3 separate regions of the Mus musculus genome follow, and all the other regions are linked to region 1. Evidence: chromatin loops called from intact Hi-C (ENCODE). Cell type or tissue: gastrocnemius. All regions are shown on one strand.

Region 1 (8,000 bases):
GCCCAGACGCACCCTGCTTCATAGCCTAAACTCTTCAAATCCTTCTCCATAGTCTTTTCTAGAGTTGGCATGCACACGCTGTCTGTCTGACACTGCCCTTGCTTTTCTTGTGGCCCACGGCTACATCCCACCACCAGAGCCAATGCCTGCAGTAAGAACGCATCTGGCCTGAGCTCTTCCAAGTCTGATCTATCCATCTCAGAGGAACAAGGCTGAACTCCCAAGACCCAGGGATCCTGTGCATTTTCACACCCTCTCTTGTTGATGGAAACAGTTTTCTAAGAGCCCAGAGATTTTCACCCGTCAAGTGAGTGCAGTGCCCACAGTTACTGTGTGACCCTGGGCTGTTTACTTAATCTCTCAGAACTGCAGTGTCCTTGTGTATAAAAAGGTCCCAAGCTACCTCATTAGGGATATTAGGGAGATTAGAGGGGTTACACGTGGAAAGTGTTGGGTATAGTCCTGAGCAGTGCCAGCTATGACCACAGCCCTTTTCAGACTTGGAATCGCCTTCTTACCAATGTTCATATGATAAACTCCTATTCATTCTTCAAAACCCAGGGCTCTCATGTCCTCTGATTATTCAATTCCCCCTCCCCCCACCCCACACCTACAGTACCATTCACAGCTTCATTTCACTCTGGTTTGACAAAAAAAAAATCACACCTATATATCCAGCTGCTGAGAAATTACAGGAGAGGGTCACCTCTAATTTTTAAGCCCTCGACAACATAAACTCAGGTCCACAGTGGGAATTTAATGAATACCTCCCGGCTAGAAGCGCGCACATCAAGAAATGTCTCTCAGAGTCATTCTTCAGCGATGGTGTTTGCATCTTCAAAAGAAAACATGAAGTCAACACTGAGGGAGTTGGGAAATATCCCAAGAGGCCCAAGTCACAAGATCTCGCTGTGCCTCCGAGGCAAAGGACAGCTGGTTAAAAAGTACCTGAGGTAGACATCTTAACAACACCCCAGAGCCTTACACATTCCAGGAGTTAAAGATATTTACTTGAAGTTTCCAGGAAGAAGAAGAAGCCTGAAATCCCAACCAAAATCAAATGCACAAAACTGACACATGGAGGACTAGGGGGAGGGGCACCCAGAAAGGCCAGACAAGCCAGGACCAGATCATAAACATAAGAACACTGAAAACTCTTCACTCTCACCTCAGCCTCTTGAAGTCAGCGACCATGGGTTGGCCCTATTTGCTAAAATACTACAATGGGTCACATTCAAGAATACAAGCTGACACTAACTAAAGGTGATGGTCCAACTCCCCAGAAATGCATGCATTAACGTGGAGAGACCCATAAAGCCCTCCTGGGAACATGCAATGTTTTAGTATTGAAAATTCTATCCGACAACAAAGGCTAAGAAGTCTGCCACTTCATCACCCTCTCGCGATACCAAAATGGCAAGCAACAGATGCTCCTCGTGCTAAGACTTCTGGGAGTTTTAAAGCCTCCCCAAATCATCTTAGAAATGATGTGTGCTGTTATGGGAAGAAAACCGTGGAGGTTAAAAAATAAAATCACTGATGAATAATTTAAGCATTAAAAGTTATAAGGATATATACCAATATCTTGGAATCTATAGAAATTAAAAGTTTTCAAAAATTTTATCATCGCCCATATATTATTATTATTTTTTAAAGCCAATGAGAATTGAGATATTTATTGGTTTTACTTTTAGGACAAGCTGACCCAAACTAAATTGCTCTAGTATACAATAAACGTCATACAAAAAAAAGAAAGCAAACTACCATGGGAAATTCCAAAGTTCATAATCCTGTCATGTGTTTAAGGGAGAAAGGGCCCCCCTGCTCTGCTCATTTTTCTTCCTGCCCTTTCTTTCTCCCTCTGCCATTCCTCCACAGTTCCTCCCAGGGGTAACTGCTCCAGAAACAAACACATAAACACTTTTGAAAATGTGGAATATTGGGACTCTGGATCTGTAAAGGTTCTAGTATTTATAATTAAGCTAATACTGGTTCCCAGAACTAGTAGTCCCAAATAGTACATTAAACGAAGACTCGGGAGGGTGTGTGACTCGGCAATACACATCAGAGTTGCCTCTGGACTCCTGACAGCTCAGTTAACCTGTGGAGTCTGCCTCCTCAGGTAAACACACAGAGGAGCCAGATCAACTCTGTGCTCCTTAATGCCTGATCTGGGAAACCTGCAATGTTACACAAACCAAGTCGAAAGTAACATTTGAAATACAAAGCTTCACTTTCAAAACGGAGCATCCAAGGATGCAGAGTAGCCGAAGTTCACCCTTCAACTACAAACAGCCATGTCACACACAGGTCACAAAGCACAGGCGTCTATCCCGAAATCGCCTTCATGGCCTTTCCTCTCTGATGCCACACAGGCTATTCTGCTAGTGACAACTTCTCCTTCACCCGGTTCCATGACATATTTCAACCGCAAAGAAGTTCTGATCAGGCTAAGGCCATCCTTACAAAAACTGGGAAACCAGAGGCAAACTGAATTATTTCTTTTCCAGTTCACACCATGTAACATGAGCACACCAACACATGGGGGAGGGGGAGCTGGGGGGAGGGGGATGGACGCTGTATTTTCCAAACTGTCAGATGATTCAAAACCAGCCAAAACCACAAAAAATCCAAACCTCTAAAACCAATGGCTGTTCCTTTGTAGGATGCCCTTGTGGCAATCACATCCCTACTAACTGCAGGCTCTCTTTCCCAGCAACAGTACAACCCAGATGAGTTAATTCTGTGTATGTCCAGCCCCTAGGATAGACCCACAAGAAAAACAGAGAGAATAACAAAACATGTCTATGAGATTATCTACCTCTCTTATATGTCTCCATTACAAACAACTAAAGTCCACCTTCTTCTCATCTCCTGTGATAAGCAAGTTTCAGTCACACATGATTCCCCACCCCCCTCCCCCAGAGATGCTCCCTGCAGGCCACAAACCATGGGTGGGTGCTCTCAACCAACTTTCACTTGGTAACAAAATCCTATGCCCTGCAAGCAACCTCACATAGAAACCATCCTAGGTTGCTCACGCTCCCAGAGAGCCTTTGGGAAAGAGACCTTTGAAACCACCACCTTCTGCAAGCGCACACCTCCTCTAGGCTCCAGGTCACCATCCAAAGGCCATCGCTGGGAGCCGAGGAAAGGTACATTCTGAAGTCACATCCAGCTTGCCAGTCTCTACAGCTACCAGTCCCAGGCTCCGCTCTCCTCCCCAGGGACTCAAGGGACAGCCCTTGTCAGGTGCCCTTCCTTTGCCACCTACAAAGCAAAGCCCAGTCTTTCCTTTTGAGCAATATCCACGTTGAGAATCCTGCGGGGGGGGGGGGGTTGTTTTGTTTTGACTACTGCTGTAGCTCTTATTTTTGTTAATGTTAATTACAATTTCTGCTGTGCTCAAACCTGTAGCTCTCATAAAACATGCTTACACACGCGGGGGACAATTGGCGGGTGCTCCCTGCTGGCTGGAGCCAGGCCTCGGAGGCTCTTTGGGGGATCGATTTTCCGGGCAGGGTAGGCTAGCTGTCCCCTAACACATACGTTTCTATAAATATCCACTACCCCTGGGGTTGGGAGTAGATGTTTACCGGGTCGGGGGGGAAGGGAGCTCTGAGAAGCAGAGATGAAAAAAGGGGGAGGGGGCGCAAGGAGGAAGTTCCCAGGAAAAGGAGCCTGGGGTGGGCGAGCACCAGAGGGAAGCAAGGGGCCCACGCCACGAATCTCCTTTGTGGCAGCAGCTCGGGGCTCGCCCAAGTTGCAGAGGGCGGCGTCGAGGACAGGCCCCTGCTAGGGGCGTGGAGATTCGGCCCTCTCTTCCCACAGTCGGAACCCAACAAGCCAGGGGTCTGCCTGGCGCCCACCCGAAGCCAGGTCTCACCGTGTGGGCTGTAGTGGTAGCGTTGCTGGCCCGGAGAGGCGGCAGGGCGATGGGGGAGGGCGGGCCGGTCCCCACTCCGCTTCGGGGAGCCCCCGCGCCGATCCCCGGGGAAGCCTGAAGCTGGCGAACGGCGGTGTCCCCTCCTCGGCCTGGGAGCCACGCGCGGGAGGAGACAAAAGAGGGTCAGGGTGGGGGAAGAGAGCCACCCAGACCCCCCGCCCCCGCCCCGGTGGGCAGCGAACCCCCTCTTCTAGGGAGAAGATGGAAGGAGACACCCGGCCCGGGAAAAGCCGGCGGCGTGCGGGAAACAAGGGGGGTCGGGACGCGACTCCCCAGCGCGCACCCGCCAGCTGCAAAGTTAAGTTCGCGACCCGGCGGGGAGCAGTGCTGGGCCGGAGCTCCGGAGCCCACGTCGCCGGGCCGGGGGAGGGGAGGGCGGGCCACCGAGAAGGCGCAGCGGCGGGGTCGCGCTCCGGATGGCCCTCGCTCGACCCGCCGGGTTCGGGGATCCCGGGGCACCAACGCGCGCAGCCCGCGCCCCACGCCGCCGACAGGGTCCCGGGGCCCTTACCGGTCGGGTAGGCGGCGGGAGCGGCGGCCGAAGGTTTCCTGGTTAACATGGCCGCGGGAGAGGAACGTGCATGGCAGTGCTGCCCTCGCCGCCGGTCCCGCCGCTACTCCTCGCCGCCGCCGCCGCCGCCTCCTGGTCGCCCCTCACGCGGGTCACCCGCGCCTCGTCGCCGCCTCGCTCCCGCTACAGCCAGACACACGCAGTCCGCTGCATCCCCTCGGCCCGGACCCGCCGCCGCGAGCCCCCCGCTCTCCTCCTCGCCGCCGCCGTCCCCCTCGTCCTCGGGCGGCTGCTGTACCCCCCGGCCCGTGCACATGCCTCGCCCTCCCCTGCCGCACCGCTGGCCTCCCCGACTCCCTCACATCGGGGCCGCGGGGAGCGGGTTGCGGCCGCCGGGACCCACTCGCTCGGGAGCCTCCTCCCGGGCCCGCGCGCGTCCGCGCACACTCGCACACACGCTCGCCCCCGCGGCTCGCGCCCGAGAAGGCCAGCCCCGCCCCCGCCGAGGCCCCGCCCCGGACTCCCCCCACCCCCCACCCCCGGCCCCAGCCACACAGGCTGGCGGCCACCCCACCCCCACCCGCCACCCCGGGAGTCCCACCCCCTCCGATCTTCCGCAGAGCCGCCCTCCGCTCCCAGGAAAACTGCGACTCCGGCTCGCCCTGTGCCTCCCCTACGGCCATCTGCCCTCTACCCGGGTCCCCCTCGCCCCTGCGACGCCCCTCCCGGCACTACCGCGCAACCTACCGCGGCCGGCCTCCTCCCGAAATTGCTGCAGAGACCACTCCCTCTTCCATCACGCCCCTAAACACCGCTCCTAATGGCTGCTCCCAGACAATACTGCGGCCCCCCACCCCTGGCCCCGACCCTAGTCCCTGTCCCTGTCCCAGTGGCCCAGCCAGCCCCTCTCCCCAGTTTATCATGGAGAGAACTTAGTTGTATGAGGGTCACCTCGGAAAGTCAGGCTCCGAGGAGGGACTGCGGCTGAGCCTGGTGACCCAAGCATGGACGAAGGAAGGGGCTGCCCTTCCACCTTCATTTCAGCCACGCACGCCCTCCCTGATTCACTGACACCGAGTGACCGCTGCCCTCCAGTCGCTAGGACAAGGGGAGGCAGACAGGCGCCTGTGGACCGCAGCTGAGGTAGCAGTTGGCTGTGGGTTGCTAGGCAAAAATAAACATCAGAGACACCTCCCATTTCCTTACAACTCCAAGCCTTTCCCCGGCGCGGCGCGGCCACTGAGACAGACACACCTTCCTTTCAGCTCTCTGCTGCACTGGTGCGACACCTCTGATTCCTCACATCCTCGGAGGAAAAGATTCCTTTTCCCTTTCCCTTCCCAGACACGTGGAGAATTTCCCCGCCCTTTTCATTTGTGGTCTATAGCCTCTGTTTCCCAGAAAGAACAAAAATTTTCTTCTCTGTCGTCGCACACCTTATGCTTTGTCGCGCGTGGCACACTTGTGCACCTTTGTCCACTTGGACAGCCAGGTGTGGAGGGAAAGCTTCAAAAAATCCCAGCAGATAGGGAAGAAAGTTGGACCGCATCCAGGCATGCACTTCCTTCCTGGGAGGTGCCTAATTTCTGAAGTGCTCCTGGAGTCCCGGGTCCATTTTTTACTGTCCTGTTCATTGTGTCTGTCCCCAGGTCCCCGAGAGTGCTGGCCCCAGCTAGAGCAGACTTCAGTCCAGAGGGAGCTACCTCCTGCTGTTCTGTGGGCTCTGCTGTTTGCAAATTGTCATAGCAACCTCCTACAAAGATCACCTCAGCTTTATCCAAATGCCAAAGGGACCGGCCCACATTACAGTGTGACCCTCTAGGGCGCCTACAGAGTAATAAGAGGAGGGCACACTCCACCCTCGAAGAGAATGAGAGACAGAGACAGACAGAGAGGAGAGAGGCAAGCAGACAGGCAGAGACACACAGAGAGACAGAGACAGACTAATTTCCTTCCGTTTGGGGGTCCTTTTACAAGAAAATAGGGCCACGGTACAATATTAATAATCGGCTCATGCCATGACCTAAATTGCCCCTAGCAAGAAATCCCTCCCTGCGCTTATCGCCTGCAAACTCACTCGGGAAGGCTGGAGTAGCATTCAGAATTAACCAACAGAAAGGGGATACTAAGGAGCAGCTACATGGCTACAATGTATCTGAGATCCTCGGAGTGGTCTCGCTATTGCTATGCTCGCAGCCTGTGCGCTTTCAAGAAAATTCAGGCAGTTTTCCCCCTTACTCTTTCTAAACAATTATCTCCTTCCCATCTTATTTTTTGAATACTCCATACGACTGATGTTTGAAAAGAATACTGTTCTTAAATATCAATTCCAGTATCAACTTATTTCAAATACCATTGCTTCAAAATTAAATAAATAATAAGAAAAATCATAAATAAGAATACTAATAGTACAGGTACATTCTAGCTCTGTTTCCAAATTAATAATATTAATAGAATAAAAATAAGGGAAAATGAACACTTTTTTTACAAAGAAAATTATTTGCTTTAATTAAAGAAAAGGGTATGTGTCTCATTTAGTGAACTTTAGATAAAATACCTTTTACTCTATGACAATTTCATAATGCAAACTATATATTGATCATATCTACCCCCAACTCTCTCTGCCCACTCCCCTCTCCCACACCCTATCCCAACTCTCTCTCATGACCCCACCCCCAGCCTCCAGCAACTGCCAACATCTTTCTCCCCTTCCCCTCCCCCCTCCCCCCTCCTCCCCCTCCTTCTTGACCTTTTCATTGTGCTTTGGTTTTCTAGAGCCCACTGGGTCTAACTAGCTCTGTCAGGTTGCTGACTGTTTGGTTTCATCTTGCAATGGTGACATGGCTCCTGTGAGTTCTTGTGTGCAATGGCTATGTCATGTCCTGAAGGTAGTGTCTGTTCCCTCTCCCTGTTCTGTCTTTCAAACCCAGGGTTTGGAAGATGGAAGATCACAGCTCTCTGTCTCTCTCTGTCTCTCTGTCTCTGTCTCTCTCTGTCTCTGTCTCTGTCTCTCTCTGTGTCTCTCTCTCTCTCTCTCTCTCTCTGACTCTCCTCTGTCTCTGTCCCTCTCTGACTCTCTGTCTCTCTAACACATACACAAATGCACACGTGCGTGTACATTTCAATTCTCATTGAACTAAATAAACACTATGAGATATTAGAAACCATGTAAATGTGAGACATGGTCTAAGTTTTCAAGGAGCGCCTAAAACAGACAAGAAAAGTCACCTTTAACAAACACATGGATTACAAACTAAAGACATTCCCTGTCTCTCAAACCCACTCTCTACTCTTCCACCCACTCCCTACTGCAGGAGCCTGAGACAGCAGCAACTGTTCTCTTGCCCACTGGTTACCAGTAGATTGGATAAGCAAACACTACTAGGCAGAGATCGAAAGGCCCGAGGACAATGAAGTCAGCCTCTATCGCTGGCTCTTCCTAAGACATTCCACCACAAGTTAGTAGTCATCTTCCATGAGATTTCTTCCACATGCTAGGCATGGAACCCAAGGCCTCATATAGGTCCAGCTAGAGTGTTACCA
Region 2 (8,000 bases), 230 kb before region 1:
TCTTTCACCTTAGCAGGCTTTTCAGCAAATGTGCTTGGATTTGCAGCTCTTCTGTTCCAAGAATCCTAAAGGTTTGTATATGCTCCACTCATGGCCCTGCTGGGAATCTGTATTGCTCTCCTTTATTACAAAATGTTTTCCAATATAGCAGTACAAGCGGGGATACTCTTGGGTTTGAAGTTGAGCTTTTAATAAACTCCTCAAACAAATGGAAGCCCTCCAGTTTTGCCCCACCCCCACTATCTTCTCAAGTAGACTGACTGCTTGATGGTTACTCAGACAAGTATCCTATGAGTCTTCCTTGGTCCTTTTTCTTTTAAAGCTCATCTCAAGTTATTGGCAAATAGCCCCATGACCTAGCAAGTTCTCACCAACTCTGTAACGTCCTTGCTGGTCTGAGTCTCCACTGTGACTGTGCCATATCCCTACTGGTCTTGACCCTTCGGGCGCCTCTTCTCAAGACAGCCAGACTTAGCTGCTTTGGCATAGCAATGACTGATGTTCCTGAGGGAACAGTTTAAAGGAGATAGCTTCTTTTGTCTTATGGTTTCCAAGGGTTCAATCCATGATCTCTTGGTTCTGTGTGCTTGAGTAGAACCCTGTGGTGACAAGAGTCTGTGGGTGAAGGAGGCTGTTTGCCTCATGTCAGACAAGAAGAAGGGCTGATCCAAAAAGAAGTCAGGCATAAATAAGGGACCACATACTTGGAGATTCAGTTTCTCCAACTATGCCCAATCTACTAAAATTTCTAGAACCTTCCAAAATAATAGTATCTGTTCAGAACCAGTCCTCTAACACATGAGACTTAGGGGGACAGTTTCATATTGAAACCATGTCACAACTAACTGATATTTACGAATATAAACCTCATTGTTCACTGCTGTACTCAAGCCCTAACACTGATTTTTTTCCTGTAACACACACACACAAACACACACACACACACACACACACCACCACCACCACCACCACCACCACCACCAACAACAACAACAACAAAACCCACCCAAACAAAAACATCATAAAAAACATCATAACTGTCTTTTATAAACTTGAACGCTGTTCTATTCCCTCTCTATGTTGATTTCTTATGTCCTGTCTTCTTATTCTTCAATGGCACTGCCCACTCAGAGTTTCCTCAAACAGGAGTGTAGTATGTGCATGCTTTTACCTCGGGACCTTTTACTTTCTAATCTCTGCCTGGAATTCTAGTCCTGTCTCTCTTAGTTTTTTTTTTTTTTTTTTTTTTTTTGCTGTTCTGATTAGAGAGCGTGACCAAGGTAACTTACAGAAGAAAGAGTTTAGTTTGGACTTACAGCTCCAGAGGTCTCGAGTCCATGACTGTCATGGTGGAAAGCACTGCAGCAAGCAGGCAGGTGTGGCACTGGGGTGGACACTGAGAGCTCACATCTTGTGAGACAACTCGGAGGCAGAGAAAATAAACAGGGAAGAGCATGAACTTTTGAAATCTCAAAGCCCAACCCTCGTGACACACTTCCTTTAATGAGATCACACCTCCTAGTCCTTCCCAAACAGTTCCTCCAACTGGGAATGAAGTCCTTAGATATATGCACACATTGGGATCACTCTCATTCAGACCACCACAAGGTCTTCCAAGTATCACCTCATTGGTGTGACTCTCCCTAATCACCATACTTAAAATGGAACATCTTGTTATTACCCTCTTGTCCACCTAAAATGGGTAATTTTGGGTGTGTCAATTGAACTTCAATACGGTTTATTTTTAAAAATCATAATTTAAAAATTCAGAGAAATGTAAATTAATGGTGAATTAATAGATGAAAGCAGTATTTATATTTTTAAAATATTTTTATTAGGTATTTTCCTCATTTACATTTCCAATGCTATCCCAAAAGTCCCCCATACCCTCCCCCCCCCACTCCCCTACCCACCTACTCCCACTTTTTGGCCCTGGCATTCCCCTGTACTGGGGCATATAAAGTTTGCAAGTCCAATGGGCCTCTCTTTCCAGTGATGGCCGACTAGGCCATCTTTTGATACATATGCAGCTAGAGTCAAGAGCTCCGAGGTACTGGTTAGTTCATAATGTTGTTCCACCTATAGGGTTGCAGATCCCTTTAGCTCCTTGGGTACTTTCTCTAGCTCTTCCATTGGGGGCCCTGTGATCCATCCAATAGCTGACTGTGAGCATCCACTTCTGTGTTTGCTAGGCCCCGGCATAGTCTCACAAGAGACAGCTATATCTGGGTCCTTTCAGCAAAATCTTGCTAGTGTGTGCAATGGTATCAGCGTTTGGAAGCTGATTATGGGATGGATCCCCGGATATGGCAGTTTCTAGATGGTCCATCCTTTCGTCACAGCTCCAAACTTTGTCTCTGTAACTTCTTCCATGGGTGTTTTGTTCCCATTTCTAAGAAGGGGCAAAGTGTCCACACTTTGGTCTTCGTTCTTCTTGAGTTTCATGCGTTTAGCAAATTGTATCTTATATCTTGGGTATCCTAAGTTTCTGGGCTAATATCCACTTATCAGTGAGTACATATTGTGTGAGTTCCTTTGTGATTGGGTTACCTCACTTAGGATGATGCCCTCCAGGTCCATGGAAACAGAAACTAAACAGAGACACAGTGAAACTAACAGAAGTTATGAAACAAATGGATCTAACAGATGTCTACAGAACATTTTATCCTAAAACAAAAGGATATACCTTCTTCTCAACACCTCATGGTACCTTCTCCAAAATTGACCACATAATTGGCCACAAAACAAGCCTCAACATATACAAAAATATTGAAATTATCCCATGCATCCTATCAGATCACCATGGACTAAGGCTGATCTTCAATAACAAAATAAATAATAGAAATCCAACATTCAAGTGGAAACTGAACAAAACTCTTCTCAGTGATACCTTGGTCAAGGAAGGAATAAAGAAAGAAATCAAGGACTTTTTGGAATTTATATTTTTTTATAATTCCAAAAGTAAAATTAAAGAAAATTGATTTATAAACAAAAGTGCTTCTATTGCAATGCCTGATGTCACCTAGGGATGAATGGCTTTTCCACTGAATCCAATGGTATATAATATTTAATAAGAGTTACTTTTATTTTTAGTGTTTCCTGTGCTTTAGTGATTGTGTTATTCTGTACATACATTATTATACCCACTCCCTCGAGGATTGAGCTATTAGACCCATCATGGAAAATGTGGTTAAAAGAGTTCATTGCTCAACGAAGTCATTGCTACCAACTGGCAGACGTTTGACTTTGAACCAAGGCAGACCCAGAGCTATTCTTTTCTGGTCCTGGGCAAAACAAGCAAAGGGCAGGGACACTGTCAGTTTGGATGTTAGAAGGTTTCAGGATGTTCTTGTTTTCCTCTTGCTCCCTTCCTTTCTTATACCAAGAGATCTTATGCTAAACCAAGCCCAAAGCCATCCAGCCCCAGATGTACTGTCTCCCCAGACACTTGCTGCCTCTCTTATCCTGATGGGTTCCCAGTGCCTCTTTACCAAGTCTACCTTCAATTCCACTAGTGTGTACATAGAAAGTTAACTTACGGTGACTGGTGGGGGCCCCTCCAAATAGCCAACGCTTCTCCTCCTGTCTGCACTGAGCCATCCAAATGACTACAGAAAACGTCTGTTCTTTCACATTCCCTGGTCCCTCCTTGGATTCATTTCTGAAGAGATCTTTCTAGAAGGCAGCTGGATGAGTGAAAAGTGTCCCTAATGCAAGCACTTTGGTTTTCCCGTGTCCTTCCAATGCACATGTGAAGATTTGGTCCACAGGGTGGTGGTATTGAATATTCTGGACCCCAGTGGAAGGAGCTTAAATGATGAGTGCACTCTCTAGTGGGACAGGGGACTCAGGTTTTCTCTATTTCTTGGCTTGAAGTATGAGTATTTGCTCTGGTGGCTGTTTGTGTCATGAAAGGTTTTCTTCACCAGAAGCGTATAGTCACGTCCCAATCAGTCTTGGATTTTACCTTCCCGTACTGGGAGCCAAAACAAAACTCTTTGCTTCAAATGTAACCTGCGTCCAGTACTATTACAACTCTGTGAGTTCTTCTGTTTGTTATGATTACATGATTCTCCTGTTTATTAGTATTCACAATTGACCTGTGTCCACATCTCTCTCATGATGAATGTATATCAACCTGAAAGATCTGTCTGCCAGCCTCTCATTGACCCTGTGTCTTGTCTTTTCCCATCTTCTGTTCCATCTTCTTTGACCTTGTGGTTTGGCCTCTTTTTGTTTATTTAGCTTCAATTTCTCACATATGACAACACTCTGCCCCCAGTTCATTGTATGTTCTCAGAATCACCATAGTTTGTACTGAGTATAAAAGAAACCATTCTCCATCCCATGTGGTATCTTCGACTTGATTCTCCTCAAAGGAGTCCACACGTTGACTTTACCAGTCTTCTCAGCAACTATGTGTTGCTCAGCTTCATAGCTTCAGCTATGAAGTAGACAGCGCTATATTACCTCAATGATGAAAGGATCGGAGTCACACAGTTTCGTTGTTGTCCCAAAGTATTGAAATGGAGGGTAGACAAAAGGCCTGCTTTTCATTTCACCGTAGTTCACCCCAGGTTGCCTTGTTGGAGCAGAATCTGAGATTGGTACTGTCCTGAAGGAGTAGACGTGACTGCTTACATTTTGAACCAAAAAAAGAAATCTTCTCAAGTTCATCCTTCAGTCACGTTAGCTGCGACTTCTGTGATCAGAAACTGGCTAGAGTTTCAGGCTGTGATGACATTGCCCGTTTCCGTGTAAGCGCTACTGGACAGTGGTGGCTGGACTCCCGTTGTCTGATTGATGCTCAGAATTGCTTGTTGGCTTTCTCGGAGCAGTTGTTTCGGGAAGGGATTATGCCACAGTCATATGAGGTACAGAGAGTCACCTCAGCATCTCACTCAGGTTCTCCATTCAGCCTTGAGTGAAGCCAGTTTGCTTGAGGACAAGATAATTTAAAATGCACAATCTTTTGGAGGCCCTGAGATTAATAAATCCAAGTCTCAGCACTGAGCCTGACTTCGGATCCCCAGCCTTCACTAAAACCGAAGCATGACTGTGCATAGCTGTAACCCCAGCACTGAGGGTGGGGGTGGAAGTGGGTGAATCCCTGGGGCTGCTGAGAGCCAGCATGGCCAGAATGGTGCCTTCCGGGGACAGTAAGAGACTTTGTGTCCAAGAGTAAGGTAGAGAGCTATAGAGGAAGTCAGTTGACAGCTAGCTTTGACTTCTGCTTATGTGCACATGGATACACACACACACACACACACACACACACACACACACGAGGGTCCACATGAATAGGCCTGGAATTAGAAAAGGTTTCTTCATCTCAGAACACATGAACATAGTAGGTATTCTCTATTACAACTATCTTGCTTTATGCTGTCAGAAATGGGCATTCAAAGGCATAAATACGTAACCTATCTAAAGTAATTTCATTAGTGACAAAGTTAAGGCTAAAATTGAGTTTCTGGGTTCCCTGTCCTGGGCTCTAGATCTCTCTCTTTCTCCCTGTCCCGATCCCTGTCCCTCTCCTTTTCCCCCCTCCCCTTTCTCTCCCTTCTTAGTTTCTCCCTTTCTCCCTTTCCCCCTTTTCTTCCTCCTCTTCTTTCCCTCTCCCCTTCCCCCTTTCTTCCCCCTCCGGCTTCACCTTCATCTTTATCTCCACCTCTGTTTCCCTCTTCGTGCGTGTGTGTGTGTGTGTGTGTGTGTGTGTGTGTGTGTGTGTTTGCTTTTGAGTGATAGCCCAGTATGGCCTGCAACTTACTATGTAGCTCACGCTGATTTCAAACTCCCAGGGATCCTCCTGCCTCAGCCTTTTGAGTGCTAGGATTACAGACATAACAGGACCCTCTACTCTAAACCACGTTGCTTTTATGGCCAGGTATAATCCACCAACTGGAGAATAACAAAGAAAAAAATTGCTTTCCTTCTAGTCACCCTCCCCTCCCCCTCTGCAACCTTCAAATGTGGGAAAGCTGTTATCCTAGGCTATGCCAAAAAAGGGGTGGGGGAAGCCACCATACAAGTCTCTCAAGACAGGCAGCCAGCAGGCAGGGCCTTGCCTTGACTAATGAGATGGCATTTCACTTGGTACCTTGGCCCACGCCCTTGCTTTTTCCAGAATGCGCGTCTGCTGAGAGCACCTGCTTGGAGCCCTTCCTCCATCAGCCACTGCACACAGTTCTAAATAAGTCAACCTTGGGTCGCCAAGAAGCCATCACAGCTTCTTGCCTACTAAGACAAAAAGCAACAGCTGGGTGACAAAAATATAACCCCTGTCACTTTTCCAAACAGCATAAGACCTGGCCAGAAGGGACCCTGAGTGAGATCTGGGGCATGCTGTCATTCACAGCTGCTGCCTGGGGTGACATTTTTCCTCCCTGGTGTTTTGAGTGGCAGAGGTTGGGATCATTTTCCGATGTTGCTTTTCTTCCTGGGGACTTCTTTGTTCACGTGCCACTGGGCATTCACCCCCTCTGGTCTGAAGTGTTTACATATAGCACGGGTGTGAAGTTCACTTTGGGGACAAATCCTGAAGCCACTTATTTATTTCTGCTAGAGGGGGAGCTGAGGTTTCTCCCACAGAAAAGCAAAACCAAGAACCAAGCTTCTGAGTTGCATCTGTTTTCTTTTCTGGAAACCACCCGCTTGCCCAATTTGGTTGCTGCCTCTTTTTTTTTTTTTCCAAGTGGGTCTATACAAAAGTCTGAATTACTCTCGCAGAGAAATAGCGTTAGCCAAGAAGCCACTCCGATTTGAATTTCTTTTCCTGGCATTCTCTCTCTCCCGCCACTTCCGATTTGATTTCCCACTTACACAAAATAATTATGGGGCAAAATGGATTATGAATTTCCTTAACAAGAGGCAGAATTGAATCGTTAGTAGAAAAAGAGAAAAAACCATCTGACGGCTGTCCACGTTCATTTTGATACTGTGAATCAGATGAACAGAAGCAGGCGTGTGTGTCTTTTAAGTAAACAGCCTGTGTTCAGAAGGGACCTTGGTGCTGGGGATGAAATAAAGGCTCGGGCTGGATGAGCTTCATAATCAGCCCAGCCTCTGCTGCCATCTGTCAGGGCTGGGCTCCTCTCCCTCCGGGCTGCAGCTCCTGGGGCCCAGCTGACAGAAGGGCATCATTATCTGGCTTGTGGGCTAGGTCATACCACCCAGACAGGTCACCTTGTGTCTTTGGGGTGTTTTGTCCCCCTCCCAAATTGAATCTTGAGACTAGGTAATTGAATTTTCATGCTAAGATTAAATGGTGATAGCATGCAATGTGTCCACTCCCTTCTGGTGGCCAAGTAGGCTTGTTAAAGTAGCAGGGATAGGATCCAGGTAGCTCTTCCTTCAGTCTTCAGGGGATCAGAAGCAGGGAACCCTGCCTGGGCACAGACCACAGAAATGCAAAGGTCTCAGAGATGTTCCCTGCCTTTACAGAGCCTGGGCACACATAGCAGACTGGAGCCCCTGAGCTTTGTGAAGCAGTGCAGTGGAAAAGGTACTAGCTGAGAATCAAATCAGATCCTCAGAGAAAGATGACACGATGCATGCGCGCACACACACACACACACACACACACACACACACACATACACACACATACACACATAGGCATACACACATATACACACATACACACACATGCACACACACACACATATACACACATATGCATACATGCATATACACACACATACACACATATACATGCATACACATACACACGTAATACACACACACATACATACACACACATATACACATATACACACACAGATACAGACACATACACACAAATACACACATATACACACATATATGTACATACACATACACACATGCACAGACATATACATACATACACACATACATATATACACACACATATACATACACACATACACACACATACTCATATATACACACATACACACACAGACAGACACACACATACACATACAGACACATACACACACATGCACATACACACACAC
Region 3 (8,000 bases), 270 kb before region 1:
GAAAACTGTATTCTCTCTCTCTGGTGAAGAGATTCAAGGGTTGATATGGAACATCTATATAGTTGAAGGTGTGTTTTTTGCTTTAGGATTTGATCACACTTGTAAGACCACAAAGATGTTTAATAAATAATTTGCCCGTTTTTTAATTGGGATATGCACTAATTGAAAGCAGGGCTTTTAAACATCAACCCAAAGCTAATTGTCATTGTTTAATTTATAATATGTCTGAAGCATAGATAGTATACTCACATAGAAGAAAGCAATCAATGGCAGTTTTTCTACAATATTCGAAAAAATAAACAAGGCAAATTGACTTCAAGTTAAAATTTCATCTACTTCATGGTTTGAATATGCTTGGCCCAAGGAGTAGCACTATTAAGAGGTGTGGCCTTTTTGGAGAAAGTGTCACTGTGGGTGTGGGATTTAAGACCCTCTCTAGTCCTAGCTGCCTGGTAGCCAGTATTCTGCTGGCAGCCTTCAGATAAGATGTAGAACTCTCAGCTTCTCCTGAACCATGCCTGCCTGGATGCTGCCATGTTCCCACTTTGATGATAATGGACTGAACCTCTGAACCTGCAAGCCAGCCCCAATGAAATGTTGTCCTTATAAGAGTTGCCTTGGTCATGGTGTCTGTTCACAGCAGTAAAACCCTAAGACAACTTAATGTCAAATTACCTGATTATGTTCAGTGAGCAAAAAAATTTAAAAGACAAATTTGTGGTCTGCTAATAATTTACAGATATTTGTAATGTTAAAACATATGACATCAAGTATAATACATTAAAGAAATATATGTGTGAAGCTTTTTATTATATTTAAATTAATTATTTTGTTAATTTACATCCCAAATGTTGCCCCCCTCTCGTCCCCCTCCCAGAGTTCTTCACCTTATCCCACCCCCTTCACTTCTGAGAAGGTGCTCCCCTCCCTCCCAGGCATCCCCCTTCCCTGGGGCATCAAGTCTCTACAGGATTAGGCTCACCCTCTCCCACTGAGGCCAGACAAGGCAGGACTTTGCTACATCTATAGTTTGGCAGCAGCACTATGTGGTGCTGCTAGAACAAGAACCTTTGTATAGGTTTAAGGATCCACAATAGTTCTCCCAAGCATCACCTACTTTGTGCTCCTCAGAATCCCGAGTCTCCTCTGGCATGCCATTCACTAGAAAACATTATAAGAATTTCATTCCGTGCTTGTTTTTTTCTTCTTCTTGAGATGGTGAGCAGGTAGAGGGGAGGACCTGCATCCTACTAATTGCTTCTTCCCTGAAACACGCATTAGCATGGTGCTTACTAAACTCTCAGCTGATAGCGAAATCGACGGGACTGGTAGTCAAAGACTATATGTATATGTACATGTATATGTAGTTGTATATGTATAGGATGTATATATGTGTGTATATATGTGTATACATGCATGTTTATGTATATGTATATGTGTGTATATGTATATGTATGTATATACGTATATATGTGTATATGTATATATATGTTTATATGTGTATACATGTATGTTTATATATGTATATATGTGTGTATATGGGTATATGTATGTGTATATGCGCATATGCATATATGTGTGTACATGTATATGTGTATATGTGTGTATGTGTGTGTATGTATATGTACGTGTATGTGTATATGTGTGTTTGTGTGTATATGTGTATGTGTATATATATATATATGTGTGTGTGTGTATGTGTGTGTGTGTGTGTGTGTGTGTGTGTGTGTGTGTGTGTGTGTGTATATATATATATATATATATATGCTGGCAGTTCAGACATAGGAAAGAACACTTGCAAGGGAGCTGGCTAGACTCAGGGATGAAAGGGTTCTCTTAAAGTTCTCGTATTTGGACCTAAGAATCCCAACCACTGTGTCACACCACTACCTATGGAATCTACCTCCAAGGAGCAAGTAGCTTTTTTTGTTTTGAATGACCGCCCAGCAGAGCTTGGGTCTTAAAGGGGCTCAGCCCATATGTGGTGAACGCCATGTCTTGGTGAATGTGCTGGATTATACAATGTTGGCAAACCAACTCCTGTTGAGGATTAGGGCTCTCTTGTCTGTAGCTCCCAACATCTGTTTTGGCTTTTATGTAGAATCCTGCTTCTCCGTATTGTTTTTATTTTGTGTTTTCCCCAGACTCATGGGTGGTGTTTGTCTAAGATGGCTTCCGACTCTAAGGTGTGAAAGGTCCCCCAGCATCTCCTAGTGAGTTTGCTGTTTTGTTTTACATAGTTAATTAATTAATTAATAACATGGCTTAACTGCCACTTTCCTTTATGGTTTTGCTTCTTTGGTTGGTTAGGTGGATTGTTAAGACCATCATGCTGGGAGAGCAAGTCCTCGGCCTCTTTTTCAGAACACTCTAACTTGTAGATTAATGCTCCCATCTCAGTTGATGTCTTTAGCAGGAAAAACAAGTAGACATCATAAAGCAAATAGGTGAGTGTTGGAGGGATCAGAAATTGAGAAACTAGAAAGATTCTTCACACTAGATGACAGCCGCACGGTCTCTTTAAACAAAATCTAAACTTAGCTACGTCTTGGCTTTCAGTTACCTTAAACATGCTCACTCTAATCTTTCAAATCTAGCCAGGTGTGATGGTGCACACCTTTAATCCGGGCACTTGGGAGGCAGAGGCTTGTGGATCTCTGAGTTAGAAGCCAGCCTGGTCTATAGTTTGCGTTCCAAGACACAGAGAAACCCTGTCTCTGAAATGAAACAAAACAAACAAACAAAAACAAAACAAAACAAAATATAAGTGGAAAAGATAGAATTTAAGTATCAATCGAGCAGTTTACCTTTCAGTCTGTTTCTTGGTATGGATATGCCTGATAAATAATTTTTAAAGCCCCATTGTTGACTTTGTCTTCTAAGTGGATCTAACCCGCAGACGATCAATTCTCTTGTCCTTTCTTTTTCTCCTTTGGCCTCATTTCTCTATAAAGTTGTATTTTTAAAGCCAAAAGGCCGGTGTGGATTAACTTGAGCATCATTAGGATGAGATGGGTGAAAAGAGAGAAACTGAAATGCCAACGCTACCTTGGACCAACGTGGGATGGCTAGACACACAAGGGCCACCTTTGCAATAGCCCTCAGTTCCGATCTTCGCCACTAGGTGTCGGTAAGTAATCTAATTGGATGTCTAATTTAGGACTTCAGCAAATAAGTAGCATTGCGCTGAGTGAAGCAGAAATAAAAATTAAGGTCATATGGTCTAAATAAAACCCCGAAGATTATCTCTAACGGTTATTTGAAAACAGCGGGATGGGTCCTTGGACTATGAATTGGAAAGTTTATAAATTAACAAGAACACACAAAGAGGTTCGGCCCTTACTAGGGAAAATGAATAAATCTTATTTTATGGATGCTTCCATCCCTCTGTTCTATTAAGCGGGGCACCCTGCTGCCTGTATTTCCATGAGCGGAACGAGATTTTATATGGTCTAAGAGTATTGACTGGACTCTTGGCTTCTGCTGAGACTGGCTCCTCTGCTCAGTCCTTCATTGGCACATATGTTTTCTTGTTGAGCTGTTTCAGAGCACACGCTGAGGTATCCTGAACTATCTGAAAACCCAGCTCAGTAGACCGAACCCCTGCCTACAGAGTCATTGTTGGGTGAACTCCTTGCTTATTCTTCAAAATATTTCTGGTCTCTTAAGCCTGACCACAGGCAGTTCTCTCTCTCTCTCTCTCTCTCTCTCTCTCTCTCTTTCCAATACATAGCTATGTGGCCTTTCCCAGCTTTTACAACAAATGACTTTCAGTGCCTCTGACTTCTCTAGACTGTGACTTCATGAAGGACAGAGACCACTGTAGAAGCCCTTGCTCAGTTGGGTTGCTGCTGGCACACTGATTATTGTTCTTATATTCCTGAAGGCTCTGGCCAGTCAGGGCACCGTTGCTGGCCTCCTGCCTCCCATGGCTTCATGTTATGTCAGCAGGAAGCAAAGTATTTGTGTCTCATAGTAGTAGGTACTTAGGAAGGATAATTAAGTATTCACCAAACTGATGTGTAGTTTTGTCTCGTGTGTTGGTGTATTTGAATGGTGTCTTCAGATGTTTGTAAAGAGAGCTGTTTATTATACATCCATTGCCAATCTATTTACAAGCAGTTACACAGCAGAGGCGTGGGGATTGTATTTATGAAAGATGCTAAATCAACACTTGGGAGTCTATTTCGAAGCAAATTGCAGCATTTTCCCAACCCTGAGAGAAATAACTTGAGATTAGAAAACATCTTTTTTTCCCAAAGAGTTTAATACACTTGCAAATACACACCAGTCTTTCAAACTGTTAACAGTAATTACATTTACATTTCATCGGCGTCCTTAATTTTTAAAAATGAGTATAAATTAGAAATTTACAAACTAGTGAAAATTAAGATACATTTATATAGTGCTTATTGCAAAGCTGTTACTGTGTTGCTAGAGGAGGGAGGAGGTGTTCATAGGACAGGCTCCATCCCTCAAGAAATGGACAATTAATTAGAAGGGCTTCAAATCTCGAGTTCTTTTGTTAAAAGCTAGGAACCAAAGAAAACTTGGTCGCCATGAGAGAGCAAGGATTTGGTTTCCAGGCAGGGTTTTACAGGATTGTGGCACTTCAAACCTAGACTCTAACATCTGCAGAGTTAGGTTTTCAAGTTTCTACTTCATGACTTAGCCAAATGGGATCCTGAAGGGACACAAGGTGTGTCTACATCTCTATGTTTAAAGGGAAGGTTTGTAGGCTGGCCAAGGGACTCACTGGGTAAAATCGTTTGCTGCATAAGCCTGACGGCCTGAGCTCGATCCCTGAGACCCATGGTGAAACGAGAGGTCAGACTTCTGAGAGCTGACCCCCCATACACACTTATACACACGCCCATACATGTGCCCATACATGCACCCATAATGCACTCCTACATATATTCATATACACACTCATACATGCACTCATGCACACACTCATACACATCTCCATACATGCACACAAACCATACACCCATACACACACCCCTAAACACTCATACACATACACCCATACACATTCATACCCATGCCTATACACACACTCATGCACACATATACACATACTCACACACACACTCATACATACACCATACAAACACCCAAACACACACCCATGCACACACTCCTAAACACTCATACACATCTCCATACATGCACTCATGCACACAACCCTATACACTCATACACACACCCCTAAACACTCATACACGTACACCCATACACATTCATACCCATGCCCATACACACACTCATACACACATATACACATACTCACACACACACTCATACATACACCATACAAACACCCAAACACACACCCATGCACACACTCATACATACCCACACACACACCATACAAACACCCATATACACTCATACACATACATACACAAATGCATATACACTCATACATACACATATACTCATACACACACCCATACACACACTCATACATCCACTCATACACACTCATACACACACACTCATATGTGCTCTTATACACACACTCATACACACACCAATACACAGGCCCCCACACACATATGCATACTCATATATGCATTCATACACACACCCATATACACTCATACACACACTCATGAATGTACTCACACACACACTCATAACACACACCCATACACAGGCCCATACATGCACTCATATATGCACAAGTAAGATTTGTAAAACTGATTCGCTGTTCAGGCATATCTTCTAGTTCTTTTACTTTTCTTTCTGATATTACAATATAATTATATCATTTCCCCCATCCCCTTTCTCCCCCAAACCTCTTCATATAGCCCTCCTTGCTCTCTTTCAAATTCATGGCCCCCATTTAAGATTAATTGTTATTACACAAACAATGTATATATACATACATCTATACTTCCAAATATAGCATGTCTCGTCTATGTTTGGATAGTTTCAGAGCTGAAGATTTGGTGTTAGATAACCGGTTGGTGTCCCCTCCCTTTTAATCTAATGGATAAAGTTATTAGAACAAATCAAAATGACTATCTTCGGGTGCCTCTAACCCAGTCAGTAGCAAAGTTTGGCCTACGTCAAAATTATCTGTAAGAATGATAAAACACAGATTCTTCTTAAAACCTACGAGATTACAACTACCTGGAAGGAGAAGGCTTTGTGCTTTTATTGAGGTTTCCACGTGACCCCGGTTCAAGGACAATTAATTATATGAGCAATTTGAAAGGTCTGAGAAAAAAGTTGACCATAGTTAATCTATAAAGCATGCTATAGTTACTAATGCTTTTTTTCTGATCTGCTAACAAATATTCCATTTTAGGAGACGTGAGGAGATGAACATTACCCGGCACTGCTGTGTTGACAATGCTCATAGGTTACAACAGAAAACAACACTCACAACTGAAGTTCTGTTCCGCGAACCCTCACCAGGCCACACCTCTAAGACTGGAGACAGCAACGTACTTCCCCGTCCAGGCTGCTAGCTCGCTGCTTGCTCTTTTGAGGACACCTAGCTTATCTTAGTCCCAGGGAGTTCAATCTTTCAAATTCCTCTTCCCAGAAGAGGACTCTTTAAGTCATTCCAATGAAAAGGAAAGGCGCACGGGATTCCCTCGCGAGGTGTTCTCTGAACTGGCTGCTGGTGGCTCCCTTGGCAGGGATGAAGCAAAAAAGGCGCTGGCTATCTGCTACTGACAAGCTCATTCCTCTTCGTCCAGCCCTTGGGTCCCTTCTTGGCAGCCCTGTATCAGAAAGCAAATGCGGACAGTTCCAAATCAGCTGCAGACAAAGCTACACTGCAACACTCCTGCACCTCTTAGCTGATGTTAGGGAGTTCTTCCCGGTACACTTTAAACAGAGATGGGGGAGGGGAAGGCTCTTTGAAACAATCACTTTGCTGAGGTAACACATTCAATTCTGTTCGCACAAAATCACTCCTTGTGCAAATGGGCAGCTGGGACTTAGCCAAGAGCTGAGAAGAAAATGGATGAAGCCTTTCATTCTACACTTGAAATCTTTCAGTTTTGCCAAAGGACAATTTCAGATACAACCAGGGTGAACTTCCGGAAGAGCTCCACTTCCTGCTGACCTCGAGCAGTGAGGCCAACCCCAGGCCTGGTTGGATCAGCCTTGGTAGTTACTTATAAGACCCTTGGGACTAACTGTACAGGGCTGCTTACCCTGTGCTCCAGGGGCAACCAATTCACTGGCCTGACATGGGAGTCACTGACTGGCTCAATGAAGGCTTCTTTTCCCCTGCCCCCTTCTCTGAGTAGCTCAGGGGATAGCTACTAGCTACTGAATATTGCTAGGGAGACATTTACAAGACAGTATTTGGTAAGTGGATTTTCATACACATTTGGTAAGTGTTCATTGTTAGAGCTCAATGGCACCGTAAATGAGTTTGGAATTGAATTCAAGGACCCCGATATATGCAGAAGCAGGGCTTATCCTTTTCAATAACGAAAGCCTGCCCAATAGTTGATGCTTGAAAAACAGACAGACGCTGTGTTCCACTCACCAGAGGTCTTAGGATCCCGTGGGGAATCCTGTGTGGGCCCTTGCGGGTGTCGGGCGACTCATGAAACTCAAGAAAAATGAAGACTGAAGTGTGGACACTATGCCCCTCCTTAGAAGTGGGAACAAAACACCCATGGAAGGAGTTACAGAGACAAAGTTTGGAGCTGAGACGAAAGGATGGACCATGTAGAGACTGCCATATCCGGGGATCCATCCCATAATCAGCATCCAAACGCTGACACCATTGCATACACTAGCAAGATTTTATCGAAAGGACCCAGATGTAGCTGTCTCTTGTGAGACTATGCCGGGGCCTAGCAAACACAGAAGTGGATGCTCACAGTCAGCTATTGGATGGATCACAGGGCTCCCAATGGAGGAGCTAGAGAAAGTACCCAAGGAGCTAAAGGGATCTGCAACCCTATAGGTGGAACAACATTATGAACTAACCAGTACCTCGGAGCTCTTGACTCTAGCTG

What was found. A loop is a pair of places that touch in the nucleus more often than their neighbours do. Peaks named below come from ENCODE experiments on the same cell type or tissue, not always from the same donor. Only the 100,000 strongest peaks of a DNase experiment are listed, where the experiment ranks them.
Region 2: it touches region 1 in a loop (7-fold over the local background); 3 of 42 quality-filtered maps call a loop at or near these places.
Region 3: it touches region 1 in a loop (4-fold over the local background); 17 of 42 quality-filtered maps call a loop at or near these places.

Annotation. Positions count from the first base shown.
Region 1 is chr10:118,864,264-118,872,263 of GRCm38, forward strand. Dyrk2 (dual-specificity tyrosine-(Y)-phosphorylation regulated kinase 2) reads right to left here and starts at 4,640. Exons shown (of 3, transcript NM_001014390.2): 1 at 4,458-4,640; 2 at 3,887-4,035. The coding sequence starts at 4,506. Gm40777 (a long non-coding RNA gene) reads left to right here and starts at 7,514. Exons shown (of 3, transcript XR_872090.1): 1 at 7,514-8,000. In gastrocnemius, no CTCF peak of the experiment used is centred here; DNase peaks (open chromatin) are centred at 3,204, 3,500, 3,818, 3,964 and 4 more places; H3K4me3 peaks cover 5,914 bases; H3K27ac peaks cover 5,804 bases.
Region 2 is chr10:118,634,166-118,642,165 of GRCm38, forward strand. No RefSeq gene overlaps it. Among named protein-coding and RNA genes, the nearest start is that of Gm33337, 78 kb to the right of the region's middle. In gastrocnemius, a CTCF peak has its summit at 3,768; DNase peaks (open chromatin) are centred at 5,136, 6,062, 6,346, 6,771 and 2 more places; H3K4me3 peaks cover 852 bases; H3K27ac peaks cover 2,057 bases.
Region 3 is chr10:118,589,706-118,597,705 of GRCm38, forward strand. No RefSeq gene overlaps it. Among named protein-coding and RNA genes, the nearest start is that of Ifngas1, 37 kb to the left of the region's middle. In gastrocnemius, no CTCF peak of the experiment used is centred here; DNase peaks (open chromatin) are centred at 3,117 and 6,693; H3K4me3 peaks cover 245 bases; H3K27ac peaks cover 389 bases.